Linked DNA regions of Mus musculus: regions 2 and 3 are each linked to region 1. A link is a loop called in an ENCODE intact Hi-C map of the cell type or tissue named here. Cell type or tissue: left cerebral cortex. All regions are shown on one strand.

What was found. A loop is a pair of places that touch in the nucleus more often than their neighbours do. Peaks named below come from ENCODE experiments on the same cell type or tissue, not always from the same donor. Only the 100,000 strongest peaks of a DNase experiment are listed, where the experiment ranks them.
Region 2: a loop joins it to region 1, with 9 times the contacts of the local background. A loop is called at or near these places in 16 of 42 quality-filtered maps.
Region 3: it touches region 1 in a loop (5-fold over the local background); 15 of 42 quality-filtered maps call a loop at or near these places.

What each region holds. Positions count from the first base shown.
Region 1 is chr11:113,807,774-113,815,773 of GRCm38, forward strand. It overlaps Sdk2 (sidekick cell adhesion molecule 2), which reads right to left. Exons shown (of 45, transcript NM_172800.3): 37 at 2,556-2,742. Among named protein-coding and RNA genes, the nearest start is that of Gm51930, 7.7 kb to the left of the region's middle. In left cerebral cortex, a CTCF peak has its summit at 3,639 (motif pointing left); DNase peaks (open chromatin) are centred at 2,238 and 3,708; H3K27ac peaks cover 354 bases.
Region 2 is chr11:113,294,362-113,302,361 of GRCm38, forward strand. The region is part of intron 7 of Slc39a11 (solute carrier family 39 (metal ion transporter), member 11); the gene reads right to left. Among named protein-coding and RNA genes, the nearest start is that of Gm51927, 11 kb to the right of the region's middle. In left cerebral cortex, CTCF peaks have their summits at 1,983 (motif pointing right) and 3,614; DNase peaks (open chromatin) are centred at 443, 2,003, 3,629, 4,305 and 1 more place.
Region 3 is chr11:113,169,379-113,177,378 of GRCm38, forward strand. All of the region lies in intron 1 of 2610035D17Rik (RIKEN cDNA 2610035D17 gene), which reads right to left. It overlaps LOC115487747 (a long non-coding RNA gene), which reads right to left and starts at 3,705. Exons shown (of 2, transcript XR_003949613.1): 1 at 3,575-3,705. In left cerebral cortex, CTCF peaks have their summits at 3,232 (motif pointing right), 6,120 (motif pointing right) and 6,981 (motif pointing right); DNase peaks (open chromatin) are centred at 3,244, 3,603, 5,125, 6,399 and 1 more place; H3K4me3 peaks cover 907 bases; H3K27ac peaks cover 639 bases.

The DNA of each region.
Region 1 (8,000 bases):
CTCAAAAAAAAAAAAAAAAAAAAAAAAAAAATCGGAGGATGCTTGTTTCATATAAAATGCCATTTTGTTTGGCAAAGAGCTACAGACATCCTTCTATGTACCCACTCCTCCCTTATCTGTGGCGTTGGGAATTAAACCCAGGGCATCTCTCTCAGGCTAGGCAAGTGAGGTACCACTGAGATATCATCTAGAACTTCCCATATACATTAACTCATTTCTAGGTTACTTTCCATTCCTGACACATTGCAAATAGTACTGTATCTATTTACTAAGTAGTTGCTACTCGGTGCTGTTTGTACATGCTCAGTAAAGACACATTTGTTATTTGGTGCTGTCTGTCTTCAGCATAGATACATTTTCACTTGCTTATTTGCCTTTTGAGGCATTCTCCCTTAGCTCAGGGCAGTCTCGAACTTGCTGTGTAGCTAAAGGTGGCTCTGATCGACTTTAAAGGCTTACTTTTCTTTTCATTTATGTGCATGTGTGTCTCTGTGTGTGTGTCACACCAGCGCCCATGCCCATGGAGGCCAGCACAAAGGGGGTTGGGTCCCCTGGAATTGAGGCTCGAGGTGGTTGTGAGACACTTAATGTAGGTTCTGGGAATGGAACTCAGTCTCTTGGAAGAACAGCAATGCTGAGCCATCTCTGAGCCCTGGCTCTTGCCCATTCCTGGCTTCACCTCTTAAGGTCTGTGCTGCTGCACCCAGACAGACGCAATTTTGGGGAATATTTTCCTTTCTTGGTTGGTTGAAACTGCAGATATGAAATTCATGGCTTTGAGGGTTGACACACGGGGGAAGAGAGAGAGAGAGAGAGAGAGAGAGATCCTGAATTCTCTCAGATCTCAGATCTGCCTTGGTTCCAGCATCTGCCCTTTCCCCTATGACCTTACCAGGGGATCAGGAGCAAAAAGCCTATTTTCTGGGGTGACTCTAACCCCTGTTGTTAGACAGACACTACACTGCTTACTCCCTGGGAATTCTAGGGGAATCCAGTGTGACACTGACCAAAAAGTGGCTTTGGACACCTCAGGACAAGGGGATCTGTCCCCTCTCTCCTTCCTCCATCCTGCCTGGATCTAGTCCCCACCTCTCTCTGTCATCTCCTCCAGACTCAGCCCAGAAGGCAGAGCCAGTTTTTCTTTTTATTTCTTTTTCCCTTTCCCTTTCCCTTTCCCTTTCTTTCTTTCTTTCTTTCTTTCTTTCTTTCTTTCTTTCTTTCTTTCTTTCTTTCTTTCTTTCTTCCTTTCTCTTTCTTTCTTTCTTTCTTTCTTTCTTTCTTTCTTTCTTTCTTTCTTTCTTTCTTTCTTTCTTTCTTTCGGTTTTTTGAGACAGGGTTTCTTTTTATAGTCCTGGCTGTCCTGGAACTCACTTTGTAGACCAGGCTGGCCTCGAACTCAGAAATCCGCCCTTTTGAAAATTTTATTTGTTTATTTTTATTTCATGTTCATTGGTGTTTTTGCTTGCCTGCATGCCTGTGTGAGAGTATCAGGTCCCCTGAAACTGGAGTAGCAGGCAGTTACGAGCTGTCACGTGGGTGCTGGGAATTGAACCCCGGGTTTTTAAGAGCCAGTGCTTTTTTTTTTTTTTTTTTTTTTTTGAGACAAGGTTTCTCTGTATAGCCCTGGCTGTCCTGGAACTCACTCTGTAGACCAGGCTAGCCTCAGAAATCTGCCTGCCTCTGCCTCCTGAGTACTGGGATTAAAGGTGTGTTCCACCACTGCCCAGCTCAGCCAGTACTCTTAACCACTGAGGCAGAGTTCTAATTCTTAACCGCTCCAACCCTCTGAGTCTCCCCATCACACTCAACACAAATCCTGTTCTCCAGACCCTTGGGAATCGGGCCTCACTCCACCTCTCTTGTCAACACCGGGGTCTGTCCCTCGAATCCCCTCCAGCCTCCTGGCCTCTGCACCTGCTGGTCCTTCTGACAGGAATCCTGCTTCCGGCTTCCTGCTTGTCTCCAGAACTTCCCACAGCTGGTCTCCTCTGGCTCAAAGCTCAGCTCAGGTGTAGCCAGCCATCTTGTGAACCACACCCTGCTCCCCTTAGCTCCCCCTACCCCCCAGCCAGCTCATCTGTGCTGTGCTTGTTTATGTCCTGTCCCCTGGCCTCAGCAGGACACAGACTTACTTTTAAAAAAAAAATCATTGTTTCATCACCAGTGTGAAGCAAAAGTGTGGGCTCACAGAAGACAATGAACGCGGGGTGTGCTGAGCAAAGGCAAGGAGACAAGAAAGGAGGAGAAAGCCAAACAGGGGCGGGGAGTGGCGGCTGTCCCAAAAGCTGAGACAAGGTGGGCAGAACAGGCTAGGTGAGATCTGGGGACTTTCTCAAGGTTCCCAGTGAGAGTTTCTTTTTTTCTTTCTTTTCTTTTCTTTTTTTTATGGACACATAGAGCCTTCTTTGCAGGCTGGGCTTTTCTTTCCACAGGGCATCTGGAAGTGGGGCCTGGGTATCCGAACCCAGTTCCCCGGCTGCGTGAAAGCTCCGACACCAGACGTGGACACCAGTTTGTCCCCCAAACCCTGACCTCCCCAAGAGACTTCTCCCTACCTGCTTGCTGAGTCTGGCCCCGGGTCGGGGTGCTCCTCGGCCCATCCCCCGCAGCATTGAAGGCTGCCACGCTGACCATGTAGGCTGTGTAGCCCGTCAGGTTCTTGAGTTTCACGCTGTTCTCAGCCAAGAAGAGAGTCTTCACCCTCTCTGTGAGGTTCCTCCGTTGGACTTCCCAGAAATAAATCTGTGGGAACCAAAGATTGTGGGATGAGAGGGACGAAGACATCAGGCCTCCCCTCCGCCCCTGCCCATCTCGGGGGTTCAAAGACACCCCTGCTTTCAACCAGGAAACAATATGGAAGTAGCTAAGAGCTATTTAAGAAGGATTCGGGAACTTTTCACTTTGTAGTCAATACCGACCCTCCGATCGTCTGTAAGCGTCATCCCCTGTGTATCTTGTGTCTCTGGGGTTGGCATCTGTCCCATGTAACAGGCGTGTCAGCCTCAATAGGAACCTGCATCTCACCAGCCTGAGCTGGAGAGGCGGGAGCAATCATGGGCTCTGCTCCACTGTGTGGGGCACAAGGGCTAACAGCTTGGCAATGCCAGGGCACTGGTGAGGAGCAGAGAGCCTCAGCTCTGCCCCGTGTGCCACATAGGCAGCCTCAGCTGCTAAGGCCCCTGTAAAAAGCTCCCGCTGTAAATAAAGTTCCTGGTGGTGCATATGCGCAATCCAATCTGATAATCGTGGATCAAAGTCTGAAAAGTCTGGTGCAGGCTAGACAGAGGTGGCATTCGGTTTGTGGCTCAACTCTTGATGGCACCATTTGCTAGGCCTGTGACTTGGTCAGCTGCAGAGGGCTTAAGGACACCCGCTTTCCGGGGCGAGCAAGAAGACTGCAGGCCGTAAGGACTGGCCAGCTTCTAAGGGTATTGTTACACGCTTGTGGAGGATTTTAAGTCCTCAGTGCAGCAGGAGCTTCGTGGAGCCTCCGGGCACTCTATAATGAGCATGGTTAGTGCTTTTAAACACGCATCGAAGACTCTCAAATTACATTAAGAGCTGGTATTCTGCTACATACAGCCTGGCATCCCAAACCCTGTACAGGATTGACGATCATTTGGCTCCCTCTGCTGGCCAGAGAGGGTTCTGAACGCTATTGGAGTTTCCTTTCCTCCATACCAATAAAAGTAGGAAAGAGCTAATAAAAGTGTCCACCCCCAGCGTGTGCAGAGGCAGTCAGGACATCTTGTTACTACAAAAGATTTGCTTCTCTACTGCCTTGCTTCCATTTAAAAAATCTTTTTATACGGGGAATTGAGGTCTCCATTCATAAAATCACCCACGCATCCACTGACTATGAGAACGCAACAGCCACAAAGCAGTCTCCTGGATTCATCGTTTGGGGAAGAGCTCAAGGCTAGCTCTACAGCTCTGCACACGCCCTGAGCATCAGCAGCTTGGCGAAGACAGTCAGAGAACTGTTGGATTCTCCTGGCCTGAGGAGAGGGATAGAGGGGTTTCCAGGGCCTCTGTGGAAATGCAGGGGTAGCTGGAACGGTAGGGGAGGCCGAGGAGGGGTGACGGCTGTGTGAGGAGAAACAGGCAGGGGAATGTCATGTCTCAACTGGGTGAGGCACGGTGCTGTGGAGACAGGCTGGGCGAAGCTTGTGACCGGTTGATGAAGAACAGGGCAGATTTATCAGCAGCCTTAGCAGTGTGAGATTTGGAGGAACGGTGAAGATGAGAACGTACTTGGGGTTGGGTTTGGAAAAGAGAGTAGAGAGTCAGCTTGAGCGGGGCAGAGACTATGGGAGATTGTCTTTGGTTTCCTTCTTTCCAGCTCTTCCCTCCTTCCTGCCCTCTGCTGGAGGGTCTCTCTCCCTCCGCTGAAGATGGAGCCTGAGTTCTATGTAGACTGTCTCGTGCCCGTGTCTCACCAGAACACAGCAAACTGGTCAGCAAGCACTTTATCGTTTAGCGATGTCCCTGTATCATGGGAGAAGCCTTTGAATGAATCCTCCAGCAAAGAGACCCAACAAGGACATAATGAGATGTGAACAAAACCGCGAGGTCAGGAAAGGGCATTAGGAACGGAGACAAGGGGCTGGGGAGATGGCTCAGTGGTCAAGAGCGCCGACTGTTCTTGCAGGGGACCCGGGTTCTCACAACTGTCTATAACTCCAAGATCTGACACACCCTCACACAAGATATACACAAGATGTGGACAAAACACCAGTGCACATAAAATAAATAAATAAATAATTTTTTTTAAAAGAGGAAATAAGGGACTGGAGAGGTGGCTCAGTGGTTAAGAGCACTGACTGCTCTTGAAGAAGACCTGGGTTTGGTTCCCAGCACCCATCTAGTGGCTTAGAAGCTCCTATGTGTCTAGTTCTAGGAGATCTGATGCCCTCTTCTGGCCTCCTTGGGTCCCTGTGGTGCACATGAACTCATGCAGACAAGCACATAAACATATGAAAATACTAAGTAATGAACAAAAGAAGAAACAAATTTCAGAATGCCTTTATGGCCTGCCTATGACTGGTCCTAGAGGGAGATACTTGGTGTTGTTGGGGAGACAGGGTCAATGGCTGGGGAGGGCATTGGGCAGGGCAGTGCCAAGGTGTAGGACATACAGAAGCAGGCTGCCTGCTTGCTGTCAGTAGACCTTTGTTAGATGAGGATACACAGTAAAAGGGACAAGGGCTGAGGCTGGATCCTGGTCCCCAAGGTGACATGATTGATTGGTAGAGCACCCACTCATGGGGAAGTGAGTATGTACTGAACCCAGGCTATGGGCTCCAGAGGGCAGGCACCCTGGCCCATCTGGCTCCTTTGTGTCCCAGACACCTCACTCATGGTTGATACATAGGCCAACAGACATGTCATGGGGGGAAGTGGCTGGAGCGGCAGCAGATGACGCTGACCCCATTTCTTTTTTTTTTTTTTTTTTTAAGATTTATTTATTTATATGTAAGTACACTGTAGCTGTCTTCAGACACCAGAAGAGGGCATCGGACCCCATTGCAGATGGTTGTGAGCCACCATGTGGTTGCTGGGAATTGAACTCAGGACCTCTGGAAGAGCAGTCAGTGCTCTTAACCACAGAGCCATCTCTCCAGCCCGGGAGTCAGATCTTGTTATGGATGGTTGTGAGCCACCATGTGGTTGCTGGGATTTGAACTCTGGACCTTCGGAAGAGCAGTCTAGAAGAGCAGTAGGGTGCTCTTACCCACTGAGCCATCTCACCAGCCCCTGACCCCATTTCTTAACTCTTGGTTTTTATTCCCAGCCCGTTTCCCCTTTAATCACTTTTCTGACGTATAGTTGACGAAAATTTAATAGAATTAAGATATATAATTAATGTTCTTTTTTCTCTCTTCTTTCCTTTCTTTTTTCTTTTTAAAAAAAGATTTATTGATTACTGCTAGAGGACAACAATCTCTAAGCCAAACCCGAGACTGTTGTGAGAAAGGGAGTGAGGGAAGGGAAGGAGGATTTTTTTTTTAGGATTTATTTATTTATTTTGTGAATGTGAGTATACTGTTGCTATCCACATCCCAGAAGAGGGCAACAGGTCCCATTACAGATGGTTGTGAGCCACCATGTGGTTGCTGGGAATTGAACTCAGGACCTCTGGAAGAGCAGTCAGTGCTCTTAACTGCTGAGACATCTCTCCAGCCCCTCTTCTCTCTCTCTCTCTCTCTCTCTCTCTCTCTCTCTCTCTCTCTCTCTCTCTCTCTCTCTCTCGTTGCTTATAGTGCTAGAAACAGAGCCCAGGGCCTTAAGCACGCTCAGAAGCACTTGATCAGCACTGCACCTCTCTCTGGCCAACCTGTTGTTATTATTATTTACTTACCCTTTTTTGGAAGCAGGACTTACATAGCCCAGCCGCCCTTGATTTTACAAAGTGACTAAGGGCAACCTGGAGCTGACCCTCCTGCCTCTACCTCCTAAGTGCTGGGATTACAGGTAGAGGCCCCTACGCCTGTTGCTTTATGCCTGCAGAGGGTCAAACCCCAGGAATCATGAATGCTAGCCACTCTCCCAGCTGAGCCCTACCCCAAGCCCTCTGATGTTTTCATACCCATCCACTGGGCCCACTGTCAAGCCAAGCTGATTGGCACCTGTTACTTCCAATGGTCACCTCTTTTTTTTTTTTTTTTTTGACTTTTCATAAAAATCACAATTTATTAACAGATTTTGAGAACAGTGATTCAGAAATGATTGTAATGAGAGAACCAAATGATTGAGAAAGAATAAGAAAAGCCTATCTATTTGGGTATGGGCTTATCTAAGAACACTGTAGCTGTCTTCAGACACTCCAGAAGAGGGAGTCAGATCTCCTTACGGATGGTTGTGAGTCACCATGTGGTTGCTGGGATTTGAACTCAGGACCTTCAGAAGAGCGGTCGGGTGCTCTTACCCGCTGAGCCATCTCACCAGCCCCCTAAGAAGAGTCTTAATTAAGCCTTAGCATTAGTATTTATATCTTGTTGGTTACAACTCAAGAAAGTCCTTAATAAACTCTACCCGCTGCCCTTGCTGGATAAATCAGGAGGTGGTGTGTGTGTGTGTGTGTATGTGTGTGAGTGTGTGTGAGTGTGAGTGTGTGGTGTGTGTGTGTGTGTATGTGTGTGAGTGTGTGTGTGTGAGTGTGTGAGTGTGTGTGTGTGAGTGTGTGTGATGTGTGTGTGTTTGTGTGTGTGTAGGTAGGAATAATCGCTGAGAGAGCAGAAGCAGGAGCCGCTGTGCCTTGATCCTGGCTCAGGGATTGCCCCTTTCCTGTACTGGGCATCTGTGCTGCGATTCCTAGAAAACTGCAGGATTACAATCAGAACCGAAGCCTTTAAGCGAATGCTTCTAATTGTGCTAAATCCCTGACCTACAGTTACCTTTTTTGATGCACAGTAAGAACCTTTAAGAGCAAGGGTCAGCATACGTGTTTCAGCTACACACTACAGTTTTATTGGGCATGGCTAGCATCCTGCAGGTTAGCTCCAGGGACGGGTTCATCCTTCCACGCCTGGACCTCTTTTGGCTGGGGGTTATTTTTGTTTCTTTGGCATAGGCTCACTCTTCCTCAGGAAGGCCCGGGACTCACTCTGTGGCCCTGCCTCAGCTTCTAAGTGCCCATGTTTTCCCACTTTCATTTTTGAGACAGGGTCTCTGTATGTAGCTCTGGCTGGCTTGAATTCATGGAGACCCACCTGTACCTGTCTTCCGAGGGCTGGGAGTAAAGGTGTGTGCAACCATGCCTGGCTTGAAATGTTTGCCATATGACCAGCATCTCTCCAGTCCCTCCCAAATCTGGCGACCACCTTCTTCTTCCCGATTTTGTGACTTGGACTAGTCTTCTTTTTCAAAAAGAATTAATTAATTAATTAATTAATTAATTAATTATTTATTTATATTAATGGGATCCATTGGGTGGGTCCCATTACAGATGGTTGGGAGCCACCATGTGGTTGCTGGGAATTGAGCTCAGGACCTATGGA
Region 2 (8,000 bases), 510 kb before region 1:
TGAGTTTGGGAATCTGGTGGACAGAACTTAAATGCCCTTACTTGCTAAAGAATGGCCACACCTCTGCCTTGGGTCAGCAGCCCCCACCAAGCAATCATTAGAAACAGACTGGTGACACATGATCTTATTCAGTACTACACAGGCACTGATGTCCCAAAGCTACCTCAGCTTGCCACGCAGAATCTATGGGAATGCAGACCACCCTCCCTACAGGAGGGCCGCTTCAGTGGTCTGTCCTGGAAGACAATAGCTTCCTTCCCTGAAGTATCTGCACACCAGCTGCCGGGGAAGATGGATAGAGCCGTGGAGTAGACAGGGAGCCGTATCACTTTTGAGTGCCTGGGAAAGCCACATAGAAAGCACATTGGCTCCCAGAGGGCTCTGTGGGCCTGCCCCTCCCCTGGCTGCTCCAGGCTAACAGAGCCCATGTTGTGAATCTATGGCTCCTGCTGCCAAGATGTCCGGCCCCTGTCGCCAGGGACATGGGTGGGGGCGGCTGAAGCAACAGTGGAGGAAGAAGGGGTGAGCATAAAGAGCCCCTTGTGCTGCTGATGGGGGGAGGGAGAAGCGGCTGCTAGCTGCTTAGGGCAAACAGGGTGGGGGTGGGGGTCTCGGTAGCCTCCTTGTTTTGAGACAGTGAGGTGAGATCAGAGGGGTCTGGAATCTAGTCCAGGTAATAAGGGAAGCAAAAGAAAGACTCTCTGGGCACAGGGCTGTCTCTTCTGAAGTTGCTAGTGGGTTTCGGAGCAAGACATCAGAAGCAAGCTTGTCTCTGGAGACCACTTACAGCCCAATCAGTTCTCCCCCAAAAAAGAGGGAGCCTAGGGAATCACAGGGATGCCATGAAGATGCGTGAGTAACCTCATGCCTTATTTTCTGAGATGGTCCGTGAGAAAGAACCCTCTTAACTGTGGACAAGTCAGATGTTTGCATATTCTCAGCCCAGGGAGTGCACTATTAGAAGGTGTGGCCCTGTTGGAGTAGATGTGTCACTGTGGGTGTGAGCTTTAAGACCCTCTTTCCAGCTGCCTGGAAGCCAGGATTCTGCTAGCAGCCTTCAGATGAAGATGTAGAACTCTCAGCTCCTCCTGCACCGTGCCTGCCTGGATACTGCCATGTTGCTGCCTTGATGATAATGGACTGAATCTCTGAACCTGTAAGCCAGCCCCAATTAAATGTTGTCCTTATAAGAGTTGACTTGGTCATGGTGCCCCTTTCCCTGACCAAATACTCATACTGACAAGACTTGTCAGTTCACAGCAGTAAAGCCCTAACTAAGACATCAGGTCATACCCAGTTCTTGAAAAATATATTGGGGGTAGGGCTTCAGCAGCTAAGAGCACTGACTTCTTTTACAAAGGATCTCGGTTCAATTCCCAGCAACCTTACAGCAGTTCACAGCCATCCATGACTCTGTTTCTGACCTCTGTGGGGATGGTGCACAAACAGGCAAAACGCTCATACAGACAAAATAAGATAAATGAATCTTACTAAAGTTACTACAACACTAAACGTGACGTACAATAACCCACAATAGCAAACAGGGGCCTCTGCGGTTGGCCTCCCCACACCTCGTTGATTGTTACAGCTTCCTGCTCTATTGGTCTCTTTGCAGAGGATCACCCAAATGCTCTATTTTAATTCTTGGAAAGAAGGAGTAAGGATGATGAATCTACTTTGTGATGAGGTAAACGAGGTGGGAAATGCTGAGAGCCAGATAGCGGGGAGATAAACACGACTTTTGCAAAACATCTAGGGAATGTTTACCAACTCCTACAGAAGGAGATAAATAGAAGATAAAGATAGAAAAGATTAATAGACAGATAGACTTTAGCTTTATGGAGAGAGTAAATGTAGCCCAACACCAATTTAGAGAAGTTCTATTTAAGCCTCTCGAGGTGAGGCAACTCAGAGACGCACCTCACTGGCCTTTTTGAAGCCTTTCTCCCCCATTGCCTCATAGTGAGTCTTGAAGCCAGACTACCACATGGTGGCGCTGTGGGCCGTTCTCCAATGCCAGTGGCCTGGAAGGGAAAACTGTGGGAAGAGGATTGTGGGTGGACCACTCTAGATCTCCCTAGAGGACAGCTACATGGGAGAAAGGCTGGCTCGCTTAGGTGAAACGGAGGACAAGATCTTTGGGTGCAGATAAAGGCCTGCAGCAGGGGAGTCGAGTGAAGGGCTGTGGTGAGGAGAGGGGCCGGCAGGGTAAAAGGCATCGCACTTTTGCCTGCACACCCTCTTGCTAACTCACCAGCTATACCTCAGCCTAGAGAAGGTTTCCAGAGAGGCTAAGACAGAGGGCAGGGGGAGCTCCACAGCAACAACCCGGGGACAGGGAGGGTCTCCCTGGAATGTCCCTAAAAGGCAGGTGAACTTGGTGCCCATAGAGGCAAGCACGCACTCTGTGGATTCTTGCTGGGAGCAGCTATCACAGGCTGCTCCTCAGAAGCTCGGTGAGACAGGAAAACAAAGCCATCGCTACTCCACGAGTGTGTTCTGACCCCCACATCCCATGATTGGTCATATAGCAACGCCTGTGTTTTATAGCTCGAAAGATGTATGTCGTTTATGGTCTCTACTCTTTGATCTGCTATCAGATGCAGACTTGGAACAGGCACAGACTTGGTCTGAAAGTGGTGGTTAACCCAGCAGACATCCTTGATTAAGTGTCTGAACACTGGGCACCAGCAGCCGGCCGGGGCATGCAGCACGAAGTGCAGGGAACCAGGGGAGGCCCGTTTGTGGGTTGTCCGATCTGCAGCCAGCACTGCCCGTTCTGCACAGCCCTGCAGCCGGACACCGGTCGGAGCCATCGGTCCAGGCTATAAACACCCCCTCGCCAAAGCTGGAAACGGGGTGCAAAGCACAACGTCTAAGCATAAGATTGCTTCACTCGCTCTCCCTTCTGGTTCGAGTTATGTGTACCTTGAAGTGAGGGCTGAGAGGTGTGGTCTCCTCTTAATGATACTTCTGAAAAGGAAAACCACTTTAATCATCCGACTCCCCAAGGACATACGGGCTTCGGCATTTCTTTGTGGTTGGAGCCAAAAGAAACCACGGAGGGACCAGATCAGAAAGCAACACTAAGCTAAGACGTGTTTCCCTTGGCCCACAGACTGCTCATGCCTGGCTGACTCTTCCTTACTCAGAGGACAGGTTTTGGGTTTGGTTTTTTTTTTTTTTTTAAGACAGTGTCTCTCTCATGTGTCTTAGGCTAGCTTCAAACTCACTATACAGCTGAGGACAGCACTAAATTCACCTTCTCTCTTCTTAAGTGCTGGGATTTACAGATGCGGCCCACCATGCCTGCTTTACTCCATGCTGGTGATTAATCCCGGGACCCTGTGCATGCTAGACACACAGTCTATCAACTGAGCTGTATCCTTGGCCAATCTTCCCTCCCCCCTTTTGAGACCTAATTTGGCGAGGTACCTAGCTCATCTGATAATTTACATGTGATGTGACCCACCTGATCTTGAACTTATATAAATCCTCCTACCTCAGTTTCCCAAAGGATGGGATTATAGGTCTATGCCACCACATGCCCCCTGGGCGCTGATTTTTGATCCCTGCCACTGATCCAGTAGGACACTGAGGTGCAGTAGCAGCCTGTAGACACCTGGTGGCAGTAGTGACACACCAGTTCTAGGCTGGCTGCTTTCTGCCTATGTCTCTTGTCTTAACTGAACTGCTGAGAGGAATGAGAGTGCCTTTTTGATAATATTTACCTCTCTCTTCTCTGTTGGTGGTGGTGGTTAACATTGCTGGAGAGAGGTGAGACTCCCTCCCTCTGAGATGCATTGCAAATAGTACCCATGAGGTCACGGAGAGACAGTGAGGGCTCAGCAGTGAACTTGGGTAAAAGCTATGGGCTGTGTCCACTATGTCTAAGTCCATGAACTTTATGTAAAAAGTCAGAGAGTATTTTCAGCCTTTAGAAGTCTACGTCAACTCTTCACTCAGTCATTGTAGCCAAGGAGCCAGAGACAGCATGTGAAAAGATTGGCGAACGTGTGTCTCAAGAAAACCTCCATTTATAGAAATTAGTGCAGGGCCAGACTTGGTTAGCTGTGTCTATATTCACATTCCCCCGGACTATAGCGAGCGCACTGGAAGCCAGAATCAAGTAAAAGCTGGATTGAGGGACGTGAGGTGGCTCAGTAGGTGCTTGAGGTCAAGCCCGGTAACCCGAAATTGACCCCAGGACTCCTGCACCCCCAGCACCCCACCCACACACACATAACAAATCTATCTTCAGTGGCATCTGGCATCTGGATCCGCAACACATCTGGATCCGCAACACAGAACTCTGTGGAACATCAGTTGCTTCCTGGAGTGGGTGGCTGGGAACTGCCAGCATCCTCAGAGAGGGGCAGACCTTTTGCAATCTCTGTTGTAGGGTAGCTGTCTGCCTGTGCGGAATAGTCTCTCTCTCTCTCTCTCTCACACACACACACACACACACACACACACACACACACACACACACACACTCATAGCAGCTCCTCCCTCTTTCTTCCATCACTGTCACGTGAATCACCTGTGGCTCCCTGCCACCTGATCTTCAACTGTTCTCCTAAACTAAGAACACTCGTGGTCTGCATTCATCTCTCTGAGATTTCCTTTTTCTTCTCTCCAGCAGGGCTCCGTCCTTTCCTCCTCTCCTCAGGGTTACTGAAGTTCGTACTCGAGGTCAGCAAACACTTTGCTCTGTGGTGGAATCCGTCCCACGGCTCCAGCGTCCCCTTCCCACCTTCCCAAGCCATCCCAGTTTAGCCAGGTGGCTTTGTCCAGCACCTCTGGAGCCCTGTCCTGAGTCTGCACCAGGCTGGGTGGAGACAGGCCACTGTGTGGAGGATGTGCTTTCTCTTCAACCTGCCTCCCAGGAACCCTTTCAGCTTCCCTCCTGAGCACTAGGGGAGTCTGTCTTGATAGCCACTGTCCATCCGCCTTGAGAACACATTGGGGGCTTCCTGGGTATTCAGCACCGCCATCCGTACCGCCATCCGCACCACCATCAGCACCGCCATCCCCGGCTGACTGCCCTTATGCTTGGCTGACCTTTACAGGCCAAATGTAAAAAGTCCGCCCTGTTCTGAGTTTTCTTAGATGGTCTGGTTTCCATCGCTCCCCTGTAGCCTAGATTATGCTGATTTTAATGCTGCTTCTGGCTTAAATGCCCACTCACAAATTATGTTGTCTGCTGCTTCTGTTAATGATGATCGACCGCATCACGCTGAAGTCTGAGCATGCGGCCTGGATGATAATGGCCTGGACGATAATGAGTCTGTGGCACGGCATCAATCAAGCATGTGTGCTTCAAAAGGACATGGCTCCGGGGCTGGAAAGAGGGCTGGGGCGGGGGAGGGGCACTCGGGTGGGACAATCATTGAAGATGGAGGTTTGAGGCCTCAGAGCACACATACAGCCAGACATAGTAGCACACTCCTAATCCCAGCATGACTTTGGCGGGATGGGAGATGGAGATGGCACAATCCTGGAAGTGTGTGGGCAGGCTAGCCCAGTGTATGCAGTGACAAAGACAAATAAGACTGTCTCAAAATGGAAAGGTGGGGCTGTTTAACGGTTTCCTTGGAGACTGAAATATTCCTACCTGGCAAGGAAGCACCTGAAACAGGAAGGTACACAACTCAAAATAGCTGCAGGAAGTCCCTGAAACTGACCAGATTCACTAGGCCCCTCCCTGACAGCATAAGTAAGAAAAGCTCAGCTTCCTCTTCTCTGGGAGCTGCAAAGATGGAAGCTGAGGGGAGAAGATCTGTAAAAAGACAGAGACCAGACCAGCTGTCCGGAAGCAACAGAAACCGGCCAAGCTGCCTGGAAGAGGTTTAGGCCAGAGTCACTTGGAAAAGACACTCTCCAACCTGTTGCACTGCCTGCAGCTCCAGGCTGTGCAGTGAGCTCCAGGTTTCCCAGCTTCTGTGAGCTGTCACCCATGCTGGGGTGGAACCTGGTGATGCAGCTGTCATTAAGTCATCTCTGCTCCTGTAGGTAACCCCTTACCCACGTTCCTCTAAGTGACCCCCAATAAAACTCACTGATTCACCAAGTTGGACTTTGGTAGTATTTGTACTTTGGGGTCTGTTGTGGGCTCCCTCCCTGGGGTGAATAGGCATGTCTTATCCAACCTCCGGGGACATGCTCTGTCATGCACATGCCTTCACTAACACACAAAAATACAGTCAGGGTTCTTTTGTTGTTGTTTTGTTTGTTTGTTTTTAAGGGCTTACCCAGGATATAAAAGTCTACAGTGTCTGCTCTTTGTTCGGTTCACTTCTCCGCCGTGTTCTTGACAAGCCTCAGAAGGAGACTCGGCGCTCCCCGCAGGACTGAGGGACAGCTTCTCTCACAGAGAAGCTCATGCCACCAGGAGCATACAAACGCATGCGCGCCTATCACACTATCCTGGAGTCCGCTCCCCTCTTCCTAAGCTGCACCTCTGTTCCTTCTGCGGCTCCCCCACCTCAGGGCTGCTGAAGCTGTGGTGTCTGCTTGGTTTTTTATTAGCCTGTGCACTGGGTCTTTTCAGACTTCTCTGTTTGGGTTTCTTCAGACCTTCTTGTTTGGCTGCAAATCTCCTGGCTTCTTGTATTCCTGGTTTTCACTAAATGTTAAAGAGCACCCTCATCTTTGCCACGGCAGACCATTTACTTTAGATTATCTTTAGCTATGTGGAGAAGTTCCAAGAGCGGACAGATCCATGCCGCAAGCTCCCTGTCCAGCTGCCAGGTCTTCTGTGTGTCGGCAGGCATGGAGGTACCGAGGTGGGCTTCAGGTGCTACCCTCAATTGCTCTCCACCTTATTCTTTTTTTTTTTTTTTTTTTTTTAAGACAGAGTCTCTCACTGAACCTATAGTTCTCACTGTCTGCTACACTGGCTGACTCCAGCCCTCAGCCCTGGGATGACCGGCATGTTGCGCCCTGCCCTGCTTTTTATGTGGGCTCCTGGGATCTGAACTCAGGTTGTCCTGCTTACAGGGCACCCACTTTCAGTATCGAGCCATCTCCTCGGCCCCCAGTCTCCCGGCTCTGAGTGTTTAAGTAAAAGGGAACGTTTTTCTCAGTGAGGCAATCCCGTTAACTACAAGGCATGGCGGATTTAGGTTTATCAATTTCCCCTGATGTCTCTGGGATTCCGATGTTATATGCAATCTCACTGGCCTGACCTGGACTGTGTCTCCCATAGTCTTTAATTCTAAAAACACAGAGAATTTGGAGGTGGCTGGTCATAAGAGTTTGATGTCTTTTTCACAGCTGTAGTTTTGCAGACATGATACAAAGCTTGGTGCTAATTTATTCTTTTAACCGACCTTGTCTATATTAATTTTTGTTTCAGTGTTTTAAAAACAGTTACATTATTGTTATTGTTATTACTATTACGTGTGTGTGTGTGTGTGTGTGTGTGTGTGTGTGTGTGTGTGTGTGTGTGTGTGTGTGTAGGTGGGTGGATGAGTACCTATAGAGGCCAGAAGAGCTCCCTGAGTTCTGTAGAGCTGGAGTTACGAGCAGTGGCAGGCCACCTGATAGAAGAGCTAGGAACTGAACTAAACTCTGGTCCCCTAGACGAGCAGGAAGTGTGCTGGTAACCACTAAGCTATCTGCCCAGTCCCTTCACTTAGTTCTTATCTATACTTAAAGTGTCTGCCTTGAGGCATCATGGATTTATGGCTTATTTCTTCCTGACTTCCAGGATAAGATAGGGTATACGATTTGTATTCTGCAGCCTTGAGCAGTGCAGGCCTGAGGTTTTGATACTTATAGATATTCTACTCTGCTTTATAGCCCCCACTCCATCTGAGGTCCTGGAAAGAGGACCTTCCCCACGCAAGTTCCTGGGCCATGGAACATTTTATAGCCCCTTACATACTCAGGTCCAAGTCCTGGTCTGTATACCTGGACTGTCTTAGCTCCCAACCCCATGGGGAAGGCCATGCTTGCATGCACTGTCCTCTCCTTGGCTCAGGGGCCACTTTGGC
Region 3 (8,000 bases), 640 kb before region 1:
GTGGCGTGCCTGGTACCTGTGATGACGGAGTTAGGAGGAGGTGGTCAGAGGGTGGAGTCCTTGGGAACAGGATGAGTGAGCACCCTAATAAAAGGGATCCGGAATGATCCTGTTCCCAAGGATATTGTCACCGTGCCTAAACAGGTGACACTGGGGATGTCACCTGTGAGGAAGGTAAGGATTCTTTATATTAGGAAAACATCCTTTACAACCACAAAGCAGAAAGCCACAGCCACACACACAGCCACAGCCACAGCCCTCTGGAAGGCTACGTCCTAGAGGGAGTCAGCTCTATTCTTCAGGATGAGCCTGGACAAGGGAGACCTACCTGCCCACTCAGGACCTGCGGGGACTATCTAGGTCATTCCCTACGGACAGTGCCTTCATTCTAGAAGGTTCTTTGTCTCCGTGCAAAGCCAAGCCTCAGTCTATTGAAGGCAGTGAACCACTGCAGGATATCCCACCCCGCATGCCCAGGCCTGAGCCCCGAGCTGTTGTTCCTTCACCTCTCAGCACATGGCTGACTCTAGAGGTGAGCAACACCCTGGGTGCATAGGAGGTGGGGGTCCCCGTCCTTCTGGAAGGACTTGGGGAGCCTGCAGAGGACCAGAGCATCTCAGAACCCCGAGATGGCTTTTCAACTGCCTTTGGCCCTCCCTGGGTTCTTTCAGCTTTCTAGGTGACTTACAAAACTCACCGGAGGTCACTCGGGAGGCATCTCCTGCTTTCAAAGCACGTTTATTATTGCGCAGCAAACATTAATCACTCTCATTTGAAAGTAATCACAAGGTAAGCCTTCCATGGTAGGCCTGTTACACCACAGTCCAAGAAGGCAGGCATCAAATGTGACCCCTGAGGTCAGCTCTGGTCCAGAATACAGGGTCACAACATGACTTGGGGTGGGGGTGGGGGGCTGACACAGGGCTCCCGTCCTAATTAGGTAAGAGCAGGACTCCCGGAGCCTGGTGGCCTGAGTTTGCTTCCTGGCTCTTCTACCTGCTCTGGGACACACCGTATTCTGCTCTTTCTCTCTGACAGCCTCCTCATCTGTCAACCTGGAGATGGACTGACCTGCCTTCAGTGGATTAATACAACAGGCAGCCTTCTAACGTGACCCTGACGTCCCCTCCTCCTCCTTCAGGAGGCAGCATGTGACATCCCAGCCACCCTGCGTTCCTGCAATCACATCAGTGACAGCTTCTGGGCGAGTTCTCAGACCGAGGAAGAGCAGGCTACTGAAGCCACTGGCTGGGGTCTCAGGCCCCCAGTGCCTCTGCCTGCCCGCAGTGTCTCAGACATCAGGCAAGTGATCCACACACGTGACCTGCAGTGCTCTGTGGAAGACAAAGCTGGGGTGAGTGGTGGGGGGCAGTGACCCCGCCAAGGGAACACTCACATGCCCTGTCCAGGGTCAAGCTGGGTCCCTGCTGCTACTGCAGTCACGTTAAGTCCCCAGTTACTGCCAAGGGGCATCGCTGTGGCCCACTGCGAGTAAAACTCCAGTGAGACCCCTTCAGGAATCTCACACCCATCACCAGAAAGCCCAGGCCCAAATGCTGGCGACTAAGAGTATAAAAGAATGAGAAACTCACACTTGACACCTGACATCACTCCAGCCTCAGAGGAACTGCTGCAGCCAGGACAAGAGTGAGGCCGCTTTGACAGGGGGCCATGTGGCCACACAGACACAGAACAGGGGGGAAAGGACTGGTAAATAACCAGGAGGGAAACGCAAGGCTTCCTTATAGCAGAACTAAAGGTAATGCCTATGATACACACAAACACGAGCGCACACACATGCACATACACATGCACCCCTCAGGAAATGGGGAATCACTCTCCTGATGATAAGACCAAGACGTCTTCTAATGACCAGAAAATGGAGAAATGGAGATGGAAAAATAGCAATAGCTCTGTGTGTGTGTGTGTGTGTGTGTGTGTGTGTGTGTGTGTGTGTTCTGGTCTATATAATGAGCTCAAGGCCAGATTGCTCTGTGTGTGTGTGTCTGTGTGTGTGTGTTCTGGTCTATATAATGAGCTCAAAGCCAGATTGCTCTGTGTGAGTGTGTGTGTCTGTGTGTGTGTGTCTGTGTGTGTGTGTGTCTGTGTGTGTTTTCTGGTCTATATAATGAATTCAAGGCTAGCTTGCTCTGTATGAGTGTTTGTGTCTGCTGTGTAGGTGTGTGTGTGTGTGTTCTGGTCTATATAATGAGCTCAAGGCCAGATTGCTGTGTGTGTGTGTGTGTCTGTGTGTGTGTGTGTTCTGGTCTATATAATGAGCTCAAGGCCAGATTGCTCTGTGTGAGTGTGTGTGTCTGTGTGTCTGTGTGTCTGTGTGTGTTTTCTGGTCTATATAATGAATTCAAGGCTAGCTTGCTCTGTATGAGTGTGTCTGCTGTGTAGGTGTGAGTGTGTGTGTGTATGTGTGTGTGTGTGTGTGTGTGTGTGTATGTATGTATGTATGTAACTGGTCTATATAATGAATTCCAGGCCAGCTTGCAACACACAGGGAAACCTTTCCTCAAAATAAAGCAAAAAGGATAAAAGAAAGGGAGAGAGGAATCTTTACACACGTGCCTGGAGTGACAGCAGGCGAGACTATCAGACAGTGCAGCGGCTGTCAGGAATGGTAGCTGGATCCTTCCCCTAATGTTCTGGCTAAGAGCAATAATAAAGAGCCAGGTCCTTTACCGTCCACAGCCCCCCACACACACAGCACCCACACACAGCGCGCACACACAATCCTACAGTGATCCTCTCTCTCTCTCTCTCTCTCTCTCTCTCTCTCTCTCTCTCTAAGCAAAGTTGGCACAGTCATCTTACTTTTCTTAAATATTTATGTAGGTGTGGACTTTTTATATATGGGTGTTTTATATGCATGCATGCCTAGCAGAGGATCCCATGGGACTAGGGTGAGAAACAATTGTGAACCACCATGTGGGTGTTGGGAATTGAACTCAGCACCGCTTGGAAGAGCAGCCAACTGCTGAGCCCTCACTCCAGCCCCCATCTTACTTTTAAGAGTATGTGTGGTCCATCGCTGACCCTGACGCTCATGTTCCTTGACAAACACTCCCTGTGCCTTATCTGAGACTGGGCCTACAGATGACACCCATGTGTCCCTGTTCGACCCCCTTAAGCGACAATCCTTAGACAGATGAGACCTTGCCAAGATGAGACCCAGGATGAGACAGACCTGTGAGGCTGATATACACACACGCACCACTAGGTGGCGACAGAGCCTGCAGATGCAGACCAGGGGATGGCAACCGCTCCCGGCTCCTGGGTTTTCTTTTATAAACCTTCCCTGCCCGCCAGATTTGTTACACGCTGGCCAATGCCTTTCCTTTAGCCCAGGTATTTGTGGGCATAGAAGTAAGGGGCCTACCTGGACCTCTGCAGTGGGGACTCTAAGAGTAGGACTGGGGTCCATCTCTTTGGAGTTAGCAGGCTCTTCATCCACAGGGCTTTAGCAGAAACTGGCAAAACAGCTCTGCACTCCTGTCCAAACTCTGCCGGCCCCACCCCGACCCACCACACGCTGGGATCCACTGCAACAGATCATTATACTCACTCTGGACAGGTACAGCCTGCTGAGTTTGTCTTAAGAACACATGAGCCACTAATGGATGGGTGACTGTTGGGAGCCGCCCCCACATTCGCCGTCACAAGATGGCGCTGACATCCTGTGTTCTAAGTGGTAAACAAATAATCTGCGCATGTGCCAAGGGTATTTTATGACTACTTGTACTCTACCTTTCCCGTGACCGTCAGCTCGGCCATGGGCTGCAGCCAATCAGGGAGTGATGCGTCCTAGGCGAAATATAACTCTCCTAAAAAAGGGGACGGGGTTTCCGCCATTTCTCTCTCGCTGGCATCTCTCTGGCTCTGCGCGCCCTGCGCTCGCTCGCTGCCTAAAGATGTAAACAATAGAGCGCGCGCGCCGGAGCTCTGGCTCCTAAAGATGTAATAGAAGGGGCTTTTCGTTTTTTGGGGCTGGGCGCTGGGCGCTTGCCCTCCTGGCTCCCAAAGATGTAAGCAATAAAGTTTTGCCGCAGAAGATTCTGGTCTGTTGCGTCTTTCCTGGCCGGGCGTGAGAACGCGATTAAGAGGTGACAGGCATGTTCTAGGACCCTCACCTTTTAAACCTCAGATGCTCCAGCTTCAGAACCTGACTGCCCAGGTGACCCTGTGCATGGCTCAGCTATGACAACACACACACACACACACACACACACACACACACACATACACACACACACACACACACACATACACACACACACACATACACACACACACATACACACACACACACACACACACACACACACATACACACACACACACACACACACACACACATACACACACACACATACACACACACACACACACATACACACACACACATACACACACACACACACACACATACACACATACACATACACACACACACACACACACACATACACACACACACACACACACACATACACACACACACATACACACATACACACACACACATACACACACACACACACACACACACACACACACACACAGAGAACCTAGAGATTGAAGCAGAGCAGATTAACCAGTGAAAATCACTTCAAAGAATGTGGGCTATGTCTCCTTGTTCAATCCCACAGGCCCAGGCCAGCAGAAGAGGCTCTCTCACCATGGCAACCACAGAAGCCTTAATGACCAACTGCTGTGTGCTGTAGCTGGGGTCTGAAAGGAAAGGCTAGAGCTCCCACAAAACCTAAAATTTGGTCCTGGAAAGAGTCCCCAACCAATGGCTGGTTCCAGGAACGCCCTACAGTGGGTTATCTTGTTGTCAGGGCAAACACACAGCCCTCTGTACCCAAGAGGAAGCCACAGAGCTGTAAGAGGCAAAGTCATGCTCCGCCCTAGGGTTTTCTATGATAGACTGGGTGTTTCTGATGAACCCCTTTCAACTTTTTTCTTGATACCACAGCACTATAGCAGCCAAAGGCTCGAACAAAGGAGTACAGAGTCACGCTCCTGGTAGGTCAGGTCCAGCTGTCTATTGAGGACAGTCATGCTGGGGCAGAGCAAAGCTATGGAGTTCCCTGGCCAAGGCCGGGGTTGGTTTTCTCATGAGGATGCCAGCCTTTGCCATTCAGCAGCAAAAGACATCTGCACTCCAGCGATCTGGAAAACAGGATGGTCCTCCTAATGTGTGCGACACTCGTCACAGGTCCCCACAAGCCTACTGCTGACAAGCCTGCTGCCAACCTCTCGTTCATAGAGGGAAGCGAAAGGAGAGACTTCCACCTCCCTTACCTAGACCAGTGGGGTTCCGAGGCCACCGGGACTACCACAGTGGGGGTGGGGTGGAGGAGGGGCTTCCATAAACACCAGGTTCTGGGCCCAGCACCACAGCTATTGAGCCCAAAGCTCAGAGGTGGGCGGAGCCAATCCCCTCCAACTGACTGAGATGACACCAAGTGGGGTCTAAGCTTCAAGGTTTTCCAAAGGCATCTACCACCACCCCCAACAGCCACCAATGTGTTCCCTGTATACCACAGTTCTTAGTGATGATGTCTGACACTCAGGATCCCCACATGGCCATCTAAAGCAGTGATGGGTACGTGAATCTTTTATCTAAAGATAGATCAAGAATTTTCTAGAGGATACTAAATTGTATTCTGGTCAGCCCAGCCACGGCAAAGGCTGTGGCCAAGTATTTTACCCTAGCTCTTTCAGTGGCTTTATCTTAGTTTTTCTTTCTTGATTTGTTATTTGATTGACTTATTGATTAATGATTGGTTTGTTCCGAGGATAAAACTTTGCACTGCACAGATCCTAGGCAAGTGTTTTACAACTGAGCTTAAACTCACAGCCATCCTTGATAGATAAGGGCAGCCACTCCTGCCCTTATTCTTGCTCATAAATATAACATTGTTTGAAAACTGCCTTTAACACCTCCGGTATGAGAGGAGGCATAGATATACTTAACAGTCTGAGACTTTACTAAGCACTGTCCAACCCCCGTGAGACAGGGAAGGGCAGGATTTTCAATACAGCAGAAAACTGGTAGATTTAGAGATGCATTTGTAATGATGCTACCTGGACACTAGAGGGCGCCATACCCCAAGAGTCTGGATGACCTGGCCCTGGCCCTGGCCCTGAATGGGCTCCACGTGTGGAAGTACAAAACTTAACAGGATAAAAGGTCCCAGATATCCTAGCTGCAAGCCTCAGGATGTAGACTCACATCCAGCTGCTGGAGTGACCAATCAGCAGGTTCCTGGAGGCCCGCAAAGAGGAGTCAGACATGTACCATATGCTCTACTTGCTCCTACGTATGCCAATCACCCACATAGCAAACATTTTCTTACACACATCTCTTTGCAACATTCCCAGACTCCCTTTGTCCATAGATGGGGACTCGGTGGACTCGGTGGCCAAGCATTTATCTCCCGCGTGCTTTAGGTCCCATCCCTGGCTCCACAGGGAGTCCACACTGACTTGCAAGCAGAATGCTGGGAGGCAGAGTTCCTGGATCAGGGAAGCCATAACCCTCTCCCACCCACCTAGGCAAGGCTGACGTCCCTGCCACCAGGCCAGTCCTGCAGAAATAACACAGCGGAGAAGTCACCATTTGCGCGTGGGTATGGGTGGGGGGCACATACTGAACGTTAGCACCCAAAGGCCCCTTCTTCGATATACTTAATAGTCTGAGACTTTTGGGGGGGGGGGGCTTTTCGAGACAGGGTCTCTCTGTATAGCCCTGGCTGTCCTGGAACTCACTTTGTAGACCAGGCTGGCCTCGAACTCAGAAATCCACCTGCCTCTGCCTCCCGAGTGCTGGGATTAAAGGTGTGCACCAGACTTTTCTAAAGCACTGTTCAACCCCAGTGAGAAAGGGAAGGGCCGGATTTTCAGTACAGCAGAAAACGGGTAGATTTAGAGATGCAATTGTGATGATGCTACCTGGACACTAGAGGGCGCCATACCCCAACAGTCTGGATGCCCTGGACTTAAATTTACTTTTTATTTCATAGAGTCTCTTGTCAAAAAACAACCTGCCCAAAATGACTCCCTAGCAGAGGGTGGCACCGTGTCAACCGCAAGAATAGGTCTGTCACAGCCCATGCAAGTCCCAATGAACAGAGACAAAATATAAAGAACCATGTGCTTTGCTCCAGAGAACATGCCATACAAAGACCAACCAAAGACCAACACTGCAGCCGTTCTGAGACTGACCAAGCAGAACTCGTGCTCAGAGCACTCATGCCGTGATCAACCAAGCATCGTGGTCCCAGCACTGAGCACCAGGTGGGACACTTCAGCCAGTCCTGGGGGACCTTTGTCTCCGGGCAAGGGCTCGGTCTCAGGAGCCACAGCAGGGGGACACTACAGCTGACCCTGAGGACTGGAAAGGCTGTAAAGAAGCCACAGGTAAGGGAGCAGGTACAGGTACAGGTACAGGGGACAGGGAGCTACTGCCAGGCCAGGCTGACTACCCAGCGTGGTGAGGAGGCCCGTGTCATGGCCCGCAGGGCTACTGTCTAGTTTTATTTGAACTCAGTAAAAAGAACACTTTCCAGCTAAGGAAACTGTTTGACTCTGTTGTGTTAACCTGCTCCTGTGAACAACACGGCTGTAAAACGGGACTTCTAATCTTGTTTTTAATGAGGACCCTAAAAGAGGAAAACGTGAACAGGGAGGGCCACATCCAAGAAGCACGGGCCCTGAATAATAACACCCCCTCTGGCACCCAGGACCCCTCCTTTAGATCGTAAGGCTTCTGGCCTCACTAGTCACAGCAATTGGTATCTAGAAGCCTCTTGCTGGCAGGGGACCTGACAACTGTCTTGAAGCCAACAGTGCCTGCAGGGCTGGGAGAGACAGGCGGCCACATGCAGGTGTCCCTCGATGTATGACCAACTTACAGCCTCTGAACACAATGGAAACCAAACATCAAAAAGCTACTTAATTCAGCCAGCTGGCCACACACCCCC